Regions from separate parts of the Mus musculus genome. Here region 1 is linked to region 2. The links are chromatin contacts, found by Hi-C or POLR2A ChIA-PET in ENCODE. All regions are on one chromosome and are shown on one strand. Each heading gives the region's core, a stretch centred on a gene start or an enhancer-like site at or near the end of the contact. The rest is flanking DNA. Distances are from core to core; before and after follow the strand shown. Region 1 holds the start of Ppp1r15b (protein phosphatase 1, regulatory subunit 15B). Region 2 overlaps Pik3c2b (phosphatidylinositol-4-phosphate 3-kinase catalytic subunit type 2 beta).

Region 1 (6,324 bases), core at 3,578-6,077, 46 kb after region 2:
CAGGGAAAAATGAAGTGAGTTTATGTTTTCTCAATGAAGTATGAGGTGGGATTCTAAGCCAAGAACGTGGATTTATGGGGAGGCTGGGAATTGGAAGTGGGAACATTGTGAAGTCATCTGCTCAAGGCCTGGGAAACACTGAATGAATTACTAGGAGATGATGGTAGGCTACCCAGCATTGATGCTGTTAGTGGTCCGGTGTGAATGAAAGCAGTCAGCAAGCTTGAGTGACTTCCCTAGCAAGGCTGCATGCACTGCAGGACAATTGCGCCAGCAAAGGATGTTGGAGTAAGACAGAGGCAAGGGAAAGAAGGGCGGTTGCTTCTGTTTTGTTGAGACAGAGTTTCACTCTGGAGAGACTTTAAACTCACTATGGTACCAGGCAATGGGTCACAATAGAATAAATTAAAGGAATGCCTGTGGTCCCCCTCCCCTTCTCTGAGAGGTTAAGTGGGTGAACAGCATCTGTCATGGGGGCACACTTTTGTAATCGCAGCACTTGGAGGCTGAAGCAGGGAGATGGATGAGTCCAAAGTGCCTGGGCTACTTTGTGAGACTCAGTCTTAAAAAATTAAAAAACTGGGCTAGAGAGATGGCTCAGCAGTTAAGAGCACTTTACTGCTCTTCCAAAGGACCTGAGTTCATATCCCAGCAACCACATGATGGCTCGAAACCATCTGTATAGCTACAGTGTACTCGTTCACATAAGATAAATAAATAAATCTTTAAAAATAAAAATAAAAACTAAACAACAGGGGATAGCGAGATGGCTTAGAGCTTAAGAGCAATGGCTGCATTTCAAGAAGAAGTTCAATTCTCAGCACCCACATGGCAGCTCACAACTGTCTGTAACTCCAGTTGCAGGGGATTCAAAACACATGCAGGCAAAATACCAATGCACATAAAATAAGTAAGTCACTTTTTAAACAAAAGCTAAATAACAACAAAACACACAGAAGAGCTAAATCAGGGGCAAGTGAGTGGGAAAGTTGGGACATGAGGCCTGAACAGTGAGATGTGCGGAATAAGGAAGATTTGGAAAACGCAATCAAATGCCGTGTGCCTTTTAGCCGAGGCCTGGCAACATCTTAAATACAATGAACTAGGCTTTAGTTGTCTTCTGCCAAAGTGCCAGTCAGTCTGTCAGTCCAAGGACGACTTGTCTTCAGCTGCTAGCACGACGCTAAGGTGCTTATCTCTGTGCATAGAGCTGCCCTCTGACCTCTGACCTCTGGCCGGAAGGCTGATTCACCTTTCTCTTCCCACCAAGACTGCCAGAAAAAAACCTCAAATTTTCGCAGCCTTTAAGTGCTTTCTGGATGCATGTTCCTCCCAGAATAACTTCCAAGATAAGAAGAATAAAAAATTACAATGAAAACAGCACAGGGAATAGATACTTGTGTTTATTTTATTTTATTATTGGTTATTTTATTTATTTACATATTAAATGTTGTCCCCCTTCCGGTTTTCCCTCCGCAAACCCTCGATCTCCTCCTCCCTCCCCCCTGCTTCTAGGAGGGTGCTCTTCTACCTGCTCACCCACTCCTACCTCACCTCCCTGGCATTCCTCTGAACTGGTCGGTGGTTTAGTCCCTGGGAGTTCGGGAGGTATATATATATATATCCTCATTTTATGTTGTCTTTAAAAAGAGGGGTGGGGCTAGGAAAATGGCCTAGAACTTGTTACAAGCCTGATGACCTGAGTTTAGCAGCCAGGACCCGCTTGGTAAACGGAGAGAGCCAAAGTCTCACAGACTTTGTCCCGTGCCCTTCACATGTGCACTATGGTTTGAGTTCACACAGTATATACTTAAAATACCCATGTAAGTATAATCTAAAAGTCACTGATTGAGGCTGGGCTTGGCGGTACACGCCTTTGATCCCAGCACTGTGGAGGCAGAGGCAGGAGAATCCTTGTGAATCTGAGGCCAGCCTGGCCTACAGAGTGAGTTCCATGATAGACAAACAAACAAAGGAGCAAGTCATCTAAGTCATGCGTTATGACCTAGAACCAAGACAGAATTTCTGGAATAGCCCCTAGCCATACTGCAGCCATTTTGTTCTACTGTATTTATGTGAAGGACTTTCCAAGCATTGGTGATTATAAAATATCAATCACCTGCCATCATTTACTTAACTAGGAAAGAAACTTATCTCATCAGATGAAGTGTGCTAATCCTTGCGGTATTTATGTATAAATTTATTCTCTTTAAGCTTCTCTAAAAAAATAAATAAACTCATAAATAGACAATCTTGTGGATCTTACAGTATTAAACATTTAGCCAAGCATATGTAAATTTTGTCACATCCATTTATTAGGTTTTTCTTTTATTTTATAATATGTATTTGTTTTGTTTTGTTTTGTCTGCATGCATGACTGTCCACCATATGTATGCTAGAGGAGGCCAGAAGGCCTTGGATCCCCTGGAACTGGAGTTACAGACAGCTGTGAGTAAATCTGTGGGTGTTGGGAATTGAACCCAGGTTCTCTAAAAGAGCATCCAGTGCTTTTAACTGCTGAGCTGTCTTTCTAGCCCTTCATTTTACTAGTATACAAATTTACTTATGCCTTTAATAAATGGTATAACTATAGGTATATAAAATTGTTTTAAACTAAATTTATGAGTCATTATCAGTAAATGTTTGTCTTGTATACCATTACCTGTGATCACATAAAACTGTCTTGGTGAAAAGAGACTGTGGAGAATTTTTAAGACATTCTGACCTAGGGGTTGAGGAGGTGGGGAAAGAGCTTGGGGTACTAGCATGAGACCTGAGGTCAGAGTCTCAGAACAAGGCAAAAACAAGAGACAAAAAAGGCACTGGAACCATGACTTGAGCGATAATTACCTGCTCAGGATCACAGGAAGAGAACACGATAAAAACATATTACACAAATGGAAGAAATTCTGAACTAACGAAACAAACAATTAAAAAGGAATCGCACAGAGATTCTAATGTGTCATTTAAAAACCAACTTAGGGGAACTTTCTACAGAGAACAGTTCCTCCTCATTGGGAAATTGAAACGTTGGTACAGTTCTTTCATTACTGCCTGGACTGGAGGGTACATTTACAGGAAGGGCTGGTGCAAATTGTTAAACGCCACTAAAAGGCGTGAATCAGCCTTGAAAAGGAGCAACAGATTCTGACCCGTAGGGCCATTGAGGCCTCAAGCAGACCTTGACCTTCAAGTTGAAACTGGGAGTGTAAGTAGGTATACACCACAAGAAAAGGTGAGGTCTTTCCTCTAACGCTCGGAGGAAGGACAAGTCCTGTGCTCCAGAGGAGGAGCCGCAGAAGCGAAGGCTGGAGAGCATTCGGGCAGCGCAGGCTGAACAGAGCCTTTCTTTATTTTGTAGGCAGTGGTAAACAATGGAGGATTGTAAAGAAGAACGAGAGCAGAATATTAGCTAGTGTTTGTGTTCCTACCCTCTCTGCCTGGGGATACAGCCCCTCACCCAGCGGTTAGATGATCCTCTCGGCTTCACCCCAAAAGGAACTGAAGCCCGAAGTAACTTATTTGCATACTCGGACCTCCTGCTACTATGAAAAAAACGACTCATTGCTAATTACGTTTTCCTAAAGCTTTTAGGATTAAGAAACCAGTTACTGCCAGACACAAGTAATAAGATGTTGTGGGGGCGTAAACAGTAAAAACTCTTGGTTTCAGGGAAGAAAGAGCTTGTTCCTTGCTCAACAAGTCATGAGGATCAGCTGACCCTCCCCCAGGGCAGCAAGATTCTCCTCCTTAGTGTAACCACTACGCTCTGTGATAGCCACTTGGTCTTTGCATTGTGGATTAAAATGAGAATAAGAAAGTGAACTAAAGACCAGGCATGGTGGTGCATGCCTTTAATCTCTTTGCTGGAGAGGAAGAGACAGAACTAATAAGTTCAAGGCCAGCCTGGTCTACATCGCCAGTTCCAAACAGTCAGGGCTCTGTAGAGAGACCCGGCCTCAAATAAACAAATAAATAGATAAGTAAGAAAAGAAAAAAATAAAAATAAAAAAGGAAGAAAGAAACCAAACTAGTAAGAGATAAATCAGCCAGTACTTGGTTGGAAGGCCGAGGCAGAAAGATTGTGGTTAGTTTGAGGCCAGCCTGAGCTTCATAGTAAAATCTGTTTCAAACAAACAAAATCCTCCCCTTATTACAGTAATTAAAATTAATCAGCCAATATTTTTCAGAGGACAAAAGTCACCAATGTGTTATCCTTCGCCGGATGCTCTACTCTGTGGCTCTTGTTACTGAGGAAATAAGTGAATTGAACGCGCTGTTTCTGAGTTAGTTAACAGTTATCTTCCCACCTGTGACTTCAGCTTGCTAGTAACACCGCGTTTTTCTTTCTGAGGGGTATTTTGTCAAATGGACCCTGAAAGATGTCCAAATTAGATCACAGGCAATGCTAGAGACTTAGAAATCCTAAAGCAGAGGGGACAGGAATGTGTGAGTGATTCAGTTTCACTATGATTCACTAGGGATGATGTGTGTCTTAGCACCAGGCGAGTTGGTTATACAGCACTGCCTACATCGTTTCACTCCAGTCTTCCTACGCCCTTAATAGGAGAAGACCGATACACGTGTCAGATAAGCGGATAATTTGCCTAGCAATCGGATCCATAAAAAAGGGCTCGGGAGAATTCTCGGGTTCTCTTGAAACCCACTCACCTCCCCAGCCATTCCCTTTGACCTAGAGGGTGGGGCGCGGAGTCTCCTAGGAGACCAGAATGAACTGACTGCGCAAGCGTACATCCTAGGTCCGGCTGATGCAACTCGCCGCGTGCGAGCCCCGCTCTACCCCGAGTAAGGAAGCCGACAGGGACCACAGACGCGGCCAATCAGAGGCCACGCACGAGGGTGAGGCAAGTCCGCCTCTCGGGAGGCAAGGGTGGGGGTTCGGCGAATGACGTGAGGCGCCGCTGGGCGGTAGGGAGTAGACGCCCTCGGTCCTCCGTCTCGCCCTGCAGCTTCCGGGTGTGCGGCTGCGGCCATTTTGAGCTTCGCTTCTTTGCGCCCTCGCCTGCCACCCAGCCACCCTTTCCGCCTTGGCGTTTCGCGCCTCCGTGCGGGCCACCGGAAACGCCGCCGTCGTCTCCGTCGCCGCCGCGCGAGGGAGGGTCTTCTCTATGGTGGAGCGATCTCACACGGCCTAGGACGTCTCCTTCCCTAGCCGGGATGGACCTAACCGCGGTCGCCACCGCTTGCGCGGGCCTCTGGGCCGTCCGGTGCAGCACTCGTTGCGGAAGCCGCCGCTCTCTGGGCCTCCTCTGCCGGCGCGGGAATCGGACTGCAGTACCCACTCCGTGGCTGGGCAAGGCGGAGACTGTGTAGACCTCGGATCCAGCCTGCGCTGACGCCGCTGAGCTCTGTCCTCCTCCTGTCTGAGAAGCCGCCAAGGAAAGGAGATGGAGACAGGAACGCACAGGGCCCGGAAGCGGCCTGGCCCTCGGCTGGGCTCCTGGTTCCGGCTGCCCTTCCTTCGGCGATCGCACGCCTGCTCTTCGGAGTTCCCGCCGCCTTCCTCTCGACAAAATCCCGGGAACTCCGCTCTGCCCGAGCGTCGGACCAGGTACTGGACCAAATTGCTTTCTCAGCTCCTTGCCCTGCTCCCTAGCCTATTCCAGAAGCTGCTGCTTTGGAGCCAGCTTTTCGGGGGCCTGATTCCTACCAGATGGCTAGATTTTGCCGCAAGTTACAGCGCCCTGAGAGCTTTGAGAGGACGGGAGGAATCTGCCGCTCCCACGGTGCAGAAGTCTCTGAGTTCACTGCGGCTGGACTCTTCGGAAGACTTGGTTGTCAGTTCTCTTGATTGGCTAGAGGAGGGACTCCAGTGGCAGTGCTCGTCCTCAGACCTGGAGTTAAAACTCAAGGCCCAGGAAAGAGCTTTAGACTCTGCAGCGCCCACTTTCCTCCTGGAGCAGCAGCTGTGGGGAGTGGAGTTGCTGCCCAGTAGCCTTCAAGCTGGTCTAGTCTCCCACCGAGAACTTGACTCTTCATCCTCTGGGCCTCTGAGCGTTCAGAGCTTAGGTAATTTCAAGGTAGTTTCCTATCTCCTGAACCCTTCCTACCTGGACTACCTTCCCCAGTTAGGGCTGCGCTGTCAGAGCAGCGCTGGAGGTGGCCAGTTTGTGGGTTTCCGAACACTAACCCCAGAGAGCTGCTATCTTTCTGAAGATGGTTGTCACCCTCAGCCGTTGCGGGCAGAGATGTCGGCAACCGCCTGGAGAAGGTGTCCGCCTCTCTCTACAGAAGGCCTGCCGGAAATCCACCACCTTCGTATGAAACGGCTAGAATTCCTCCAGGCTAACAAAGGGCAAGAGT
Region 2 (6,767 bases), core at 212-2,711:
AGGGGCCCTAATTATAGCTGTGGGGCCCCCAGGGTAGAAGCAGCTGGGGCAGAGCCGGATTGTGCCAGTCTGCGGCTGCTGAGTGCCTTCTTTGAGTGGAGACTTTCCCCAGGAGTGAGGGGCAGTGAAGAGGGAGGCTGCCTTATCTGTGACCTCTGACCTTGGGGGTGGCGGCCCTGCCTCTGTGCCCTTTGGGTGTAGCAGCAGTCGGGCCTAGGGCCAGCCAGGAGGGTGTGGCAGTGTGGACTTTGGCCCAGGGACAGCTTCCCGGAAAGGTAACAGGGTGGGCCCTGGCTCTCTTTTCCCCAGCCCCTCAGCTCTCTCCACCTCCCCACACCCAAATCTCCTTACCCTGAACTCAGAGGGTGTGGCTGGGTGTGGCCCCGTCAGGGCGGACCGTGAAGAACATCTGGCCTTGAGCGCTGCTTATGCTGCTTATGCGTGTCTTGGCCTGGCCTGTTTCCTTTCTCACTCTTCTCTGAAAAGCCCCTTCTCTTTTTTCCCATGACTCTGTTTTGGGGGGTCCCTGGGGCTAGGAAAGGTGGGACAGAGAACCTGGTGCTTCTTCCTAGAGAGGCTCTTGAGACTTGTCCTGGTCCCTTGGGAGGCATGCCTTGGGACATATGTGACACCCGAGTGGAAGGCTGCTTCTCTGCTTGTACTTTACACCCCCCGCCCCCAGCCCCCCCCCCCAAGGCTGTTGACTTTGATCCCCTTGTTTCCTAGGATCTGCTTTCCAGTGCAGGTGAACAGGCTACCTCGGGAGACTCTGCTGTGTGCCACACTCTATGCCCTGCCCGTTCCCCCTCCTGGGGGTTCCTCTGAAGCGAATAAGCAGAAGCGGGTGCCTGAAGCTCTGGGTTGGGTCACTACCCCTCTCTTCAACTTCAGGCAGTACGTGTGAGCGCCAGGGGAACAGCTTCTAGCCTTGGAAGGGAGCAAGGGGGATGGAGATAAAGCCTGGTAGTTATACTCGGTACTCCCTGAGAAGGGTTGGCCACATGGCGCTCACTGTGAAGCCCAGAGGTCCCCATCCCTGTAGAGAAGTCAATGCACAGAGCTGGTGACCCGGACTATTGATGTAACCTGGCAGGTGGGGGAGGGGCGTGGGAAAACACTATCCCTGTAACAAGTCACGGGGTCCTGTATCAGAAGGACTTCAGAGGTCATCTACCCAGGCACGGAGACACCCCTGCCAAAGGGTCACCTGAGTGGCAAGCTCAGAGAGGCTTTCTGCCATGGGAGCCCTCCTAGAGCTTGAAGTAAGACCTGTGGCCTCTGGGGATAATCCAAGGGACAGGAGTGGGGGAGAAGCTTCAACTAGAAAAGGTTTGGGGACAAGAGAGCAGGAGAGAAACCCCCAGCGTAGGCACCGCTTGTTGGCTCATCTTACCCTCCTTCTGCCTTAGAGTCTTGACCTGTGGTCGAAAGCTCCTGGGCTTGTGGCCAGCGACACAGGAAAACTCCGGTGCCCGCTGGAGTGCGCCTAATTTCCACCAGCCAGACAGTGTTATCCTGCAGGTGAGACCCAGCTAGGAACTCTGGGCATGGGATGAGATGTGGCCAAGCATCTCAGTAAATGGGAGAGCATGAGTCGAAGACATCCCCCTCCCTCAATTTCACAGCATCCTCTAAAGTTAGGTCTGAGGCCTTCTCCACCCATGGCTCCCCTTGCTTTGAGACCTCATGTTTCTAGGTCAGATCCAGCTGGGCGCTCCCTTCTCTTAGGGCTCAAGGGAAAGTGTTCCCACTAGTCACTCAAGGGACATGTTCTCTTTGGAGGGAGGGTGGGAGAGAAGCTGCCTCAATCCTGGTTGTGATTCCCATTTCTCGAGCCCATGAGATGCTGTGGTGTGGAATAGGGGGTGGCAAAACCAACAGACAGTGAAGAAGAAAGATCCAGAATACAACTCCATTAGCAGATGGTTTTACCTTTGGCTCTGCCCGGTACGGGTCAGGTGCTGAGTGAGAGAGCAGAGCCCCTTAGAGAACCGAACCGGATTGTTCAGCTCTGATGCCCACTTTAGGAGGATGTATGTTTTGGTGGCTCAGAGCAGATGATCACAGGCCCTAGAGTTAATAGAGCCTTCACTCACTGTGTGCTACCAGATCCAGACAGGCTAGGATGCCTCTGGGACCACACAAGGAGGTCCCCAGCTTCAGCCTGGGTACTCTCAGTGGCTTGCCCTGTCAATGCCGTTCAGGGTTTTGAAGTGGGGCCTATCCTGTCTTCCTTAAGCATCTCAACTCAGCCTTTCCCTACCTTCCCCATTGTTCATTTTTGATTCGTTTTGGGGTTTTTTTGTTTTGTTTTGGTTTCTTTGTTTGTTTGTTTGTTTGTTTGTTTGTTTGTTTTTTGAGACAGGGTTTCTCTGTGTAACAGTCCTGGCTGTCTTGGAACTTGCTTTGTAGTCCAGACTAGCCTTAAACTCTCAGAGAGTTAACCCAGCCCATGTTTCCTTTTTTTTTTTTTTTTTTTTGAGGGGAAGATTTGGATGAAACAGGGCCTCTCTATCTATGATTGCTGACTGGCCTGGAACTTACTGTGTAGATTGGGCTGACCTCAAATTTGCAGCGATGCTCCTGCCTCAGTCTTTCCGAGTACTAGGATTATTGGCGTGACCCACCACACTAGGCTTCTTATGGTTGCCTTTCAATTTTTGCTGAAAGTTACAGCTGGGATTTTGGGGATCACCACAGACATCAGGGTTATTTTACTTCAGGGAAGGGGAGGCTAGAGGCAGGAGCAGAAGCCTGTGAGAGAACAGCCGGGACCCAGGAAGTACCTTCACTCACACTGCCTCCTTCCTCCTTGCTGCGTCTGCGTCTCTGATCCTATCCCAAGATTGACTTCCCCAGCTCGGCCTTTGACATCAAGTTCACCAGCCCCCCTGGAGACAAGTTCAGCCCCCGCTATGAGTTTGGCAGTCTCCGGGAGGAGGACCAGCGCAAACTTAAAGACATTACGCAGAAGGAGTCCCTATACTGGTGAGGCCCAGGACACCTCCCTATATATCGCAGGCTTCCCGCTGTCTGTCTGTGTCTGCCTGACCTCTTACCTCCCAGCATCTAGGCTGTACCATTTGTGCTTGAGGACTGGAAGTGGTCATTCAAAGAGTCATTGCGACCACTTGACAATGGTGGCAGCCTCCAGACTTTCTTTAGTTGACACTAGGGAAAGTGCATAGAGCAGGTTAGGAGATAGGATCCCAGAAAGTCCGGTGCCGCACTAGTGACTGACCTGCCACCACCCCAGATACACCCCCTGGTTCTGGTGGGGCAGCTGGCTTCCCTGCTCTCACTTCCTCCTGCCCCTTCCTCCACACCAAAGGCCTTTTGCATTTTTCTGGCCTTGTCACATTCCAAAAAGGATCAGGTGTCTTGACAAGCTGGCAGCTCTCAGGAGTTAAGGAGTCCAGGCTGATCTCATCCTTGGAGCTGCTGTGTCTACCAGGACTGGAGAGGGAGGGGTGAGTAAGGAGAGTCAGGGCTCTTGATCTTCCTAGCCACCTCTCTGGGCCCAGCAGAGCCCTGTTCATATGCTGGGTCAGGGAACAAGCGAGGCAGACCTCCCTGCCCCCCAGCCCACTCCTCACCCCTCATTTCATTAGCCCTCAGCTCCAGTCTTCCATTAGACACCTGATCTCAGGCGAGTCCCAATTAGCTACAGACCCTGTAAAGCGAAGAGAGATCCCAAGAGGCCTCACAGTTGACCAAACCCTGACAGGTGTTGCCTACTGCCCTCTAGTGGCTCTACTTGGAAGTAGTACCATCGGGCCATCCCCTGGTCTGGTATTGTTGACCTCAGTCTGAGAAATGTCCCTGAGATTGGGTCAGAGGTGAGATGTGGATCCTGTTCTCCAAACCTGCAATCATCTGTGATCATTAAAAAAAAAAAAAACCCAAATGTTTAGTTTCTGTAGACATTCTGACTCAACTGGCATTGGTGTGGGAGCTAGTCGCCAGAAGTTACCAACCCCTTCTGTAATAATGTGTGGTGACGTTGGGAAGCCACTGAATGGTAGCGTGTGGGTCAGTTCCCTCGGAACAGCAGTTCTGTGTGCCCTGGCTCACTCTGCCGCTCGCTCTCACGTAGGCTCACGGATGCTGACAAGAAGCAGCTGTGGGAGAAACGCTATTACTGCCACACTGAGGTGAGCTCACTCCCCCTGGTTCTCGCCAGTGCACCCAGCTGGGAGTGGGCTTGCCTGCCGGACATCTATGCTCTCCTGCAACAGTGGACTCACATGAACCACCAAGATGCCCTGGGACTCCTGCATGCCACGTGAGTTGTAGCTCTTCCTTGTCCCGGCTCCAGCACTGCCATTACTTGACAGGTCAGCTCAGGGAAAGCAGAGTCGCAGATGTGCCAGCACTCGGCTTTCCTACTCTCCCATTTTCCTTTGTCTCATTTTCCCCTAATCTCATAACACCATCCGTATCCCCAGGTGCACGTCACATAGAGTTTACCACTAGATTTCCATCTGCACACGTCACAAGGTGCGCAAGTGCTGGCCTATCCACCTGCCACACAGAGTTCAACTGTTGTACATACTTTGGTAGAAACTTTTTGTTAAACAAATAATTTTGTCTGGGCGGTGGTGGATCAAGCCTTTAATCCCAGCACTTAGGAGGTAGAGGCAGGTGGATCTCTGTGAGTTTGAAGTCAGCCTGGTCTACAGAGCAAGTTTCAGGACAGTCAGGGCTACACGGAGAAGTCCTATCTTGAAATAAAACAAGGCTGGAGAGATGGCTCAGCAGTAAAGAGCACCGACTGCTCTCCCAAAGGCTGTGAGTTCAAATCCCAGCAACCACATGGTGGTTCACAACCATCCGTAATGAGATCTGACTCCCTCTTCTGTGGTTTCTGAAGTCAGCTACAGTGACTATATGTTTTACTTACATATAAATAAATGTGAGTATATGTTTTACTTACATATAATAAACAAATCTTTGAAACAAAACAAACAAAAAACCCAGATGTTTTTGTTTTTGAGACAGAGTCTCAATATATAGCCCTACCTGGCCTGGAACTCGACTTATAGATGAGGTTGGCCTTGAACCCAAAGAAAGCTGCCTGCCTCTGCGTCCTGAGTGCTGGAATTAGAGATATCCACCACCGTGCTCTAGTAGCATGCACATTAATAATAGAACTCAGGGTTCCTTTTTTTTTTTTTAGGTAAAATTTACATATTAAGAATACCCACATTCATCCAAAGATTTAACAAATGCTCTCCCTTTATAGAGCCCAAATCTTTATCCCTCTTCCTTCTCCTGAAGAGTTCTTAGGGTCACAAGGCTCCACTCTGAGACTCCTCAGCTGTCTTTTCTAGATTGTACCTAGGCTTCCTGGTCTATTTCTTGCCATCTCAGTAATTAAATTGTACCTGCTGATGAGACTTTTTGAGGCTACATCTTTGCTAATCCCCGAGAAAGTCATTTCCCGGGCTGTCTATTGGCTTATATAAAACCCCACAGTTCTCAATTGCTTGCCTGGCAGGCTTTGTATTATAGGATGTTACCCAGAAAACCTGCTCCACCCACTCAAGGGCTCCTTGAATTCCTAACACAAGTACATCGAGTTAAGGAAGAGCTTTGCGGGTGGAGTGGAACACTTTGCTGTTGTTGGTTTTTTGTTTTTCAATTTTCTCTTAAGTGTTCAAGGAGTGAGAAAGGTCATTATCCTGTTCCTGTCTGCCTAAGGGAGACTCTGTCCATGGGGAAGAACCATTCCTAAGAACTGCCCTCCAGGAGAGATGCAGATCTTGCGGGGTGGGGGGGGATGACATTTCCTGCTCTGTGCCTCTGACACCCAGGCACGAGGTTTCGTGGGCTCACATCTGAGGACTGTCAAGGCTCTAACCTCTTTTGCAGCTTCCCGGACCAGGAGGTGCGGCGGATGGCCGTGCAGTGGATCGGCTCCCTCTCAGATGCGGAGCTGCTGGACTACCTGCCCCAGCTAGTCCAGGTGTGAGGCCGCGCAGCTCCCATGTTACATCTGACCTCGGAAGCCGAGCCCCCAGGGACACTAGTCAGTGTGGTGAATAAAAAAGCCTCGTGTTTGCTTTCTTCTGAACAGGCCCTGAAGTATGAGTGCTACCTGGATAGCCCCTTGGTGCGCTTTCTCCTGAAACGAGCCATCTCTGACCTGCGAGTGACCCACTACTTCTTCTGGTAAATCCATGGGAAGAAAGAAAAGAGGTAGACAAGCGTTCTTAGGCCAAGACTCTCTTCCCTGTGGCAGGCTAAGTGAGGAGCTACGAGATCAGGCTCCAGGATGTTGCTCATCTTCCCTGTGGCCTTGGTCTAGTATCTTTCCTCAGGGCAGGTCTCAGTTCTCCTCCATATAACTCTGGCAGTGTCATCTAGATTCCCCCCTTCCCTACCTACCCATGGCAGAAGTATAAAGGTAAGGCGAGCTGCAGAGGGGCTTCAGCTCAAAGACAGGGTAGATATTCAAACTATATTTTACCCTGAAGCATGGGGGAGCTTTCTGAATCGAGGTATCAAGGTAGGATATGACCCTTTCTTCCCTAGCTCCATGCTGTGGCTAGTGAGTAGCCTGACCCCCACCTGCCCTGCCTTGCAGGTTACTGAAGGACAGCCTCAAGGACTCTCAGTTCAGTATCCGCTACCAATACCTGCTAGCAGCCCTGCTGTGCTGCTGTGGCAAGGGACTGAGGGAGGAGTTTAACCGCCAGTGCTGGCTTGTCAACACCCTGGCCAAACTGGCCCAGCAGGTCCGAGAGGCCACCCCATCCGCCCGC

Evidence for each region. A loop is a pair of places that touch in the nucleus more often than their neighbours do. ChIA-PET counts read pairs that join two places held with the same protein, here RNA polymerase II (POLR2A).
Region 1: a map of v-Abl transformed pro-B cells shows a loop between it and region 2 (2.1-fold over the local background). The contact joins the promoter of Ppp1r15b here to the enhancer-like site in region 2. A Hi-C loop is called at or near these places in 1 of 37 maps with a recorded cell type or tissue (v-Abl transformed pro-B cells). POLR2A ChIA-PET finds 5 or more read pairs at or near these places in 2 of 5 experiments (both embryonic stem cell).

The regions. Positions count from the first base shown.
Region 1 is chr1:133,126,339-133,132,662 of GRCm38, forward strand. It overlaps Ppp1r15b (protein phosphatase 1, regulatory subunit 15B), which reads left to right and starts at 4,828. Exons shown (of 2, transcript NM_133819.3): 1 at 4,828-6,324. The coding sequence starts at 5,409.
Region 2 is chr1:133,084,092-133,090,858 of GRCm38, forward strand. It overlaps Pik3c2b (phosphatidylinositol-4-phosphate 3-kinase catalytic subunit type 2 beta), which reads left to right. Exons shown (of 33, transcript NM_001099276.2): 13 at 727-894; 14 at 1,410-1,521; 15 at 2,846-2,988; 16 at 4,097-4,285; 17 at 5,875-5,968; 18 at 6,080-6,174; 19 at 6,590-6,767. Among named protein-coding and RNA genes, the nearest start is that of Gm51647, 6.2 kb to the right of the region's middle. Within about 2 kb of position 1,462, at least 2 of the 3 ENCODE cell types and tissues checked have a DNase peak (open chromatin) inside an H3K27ac peak, as active enhancers do.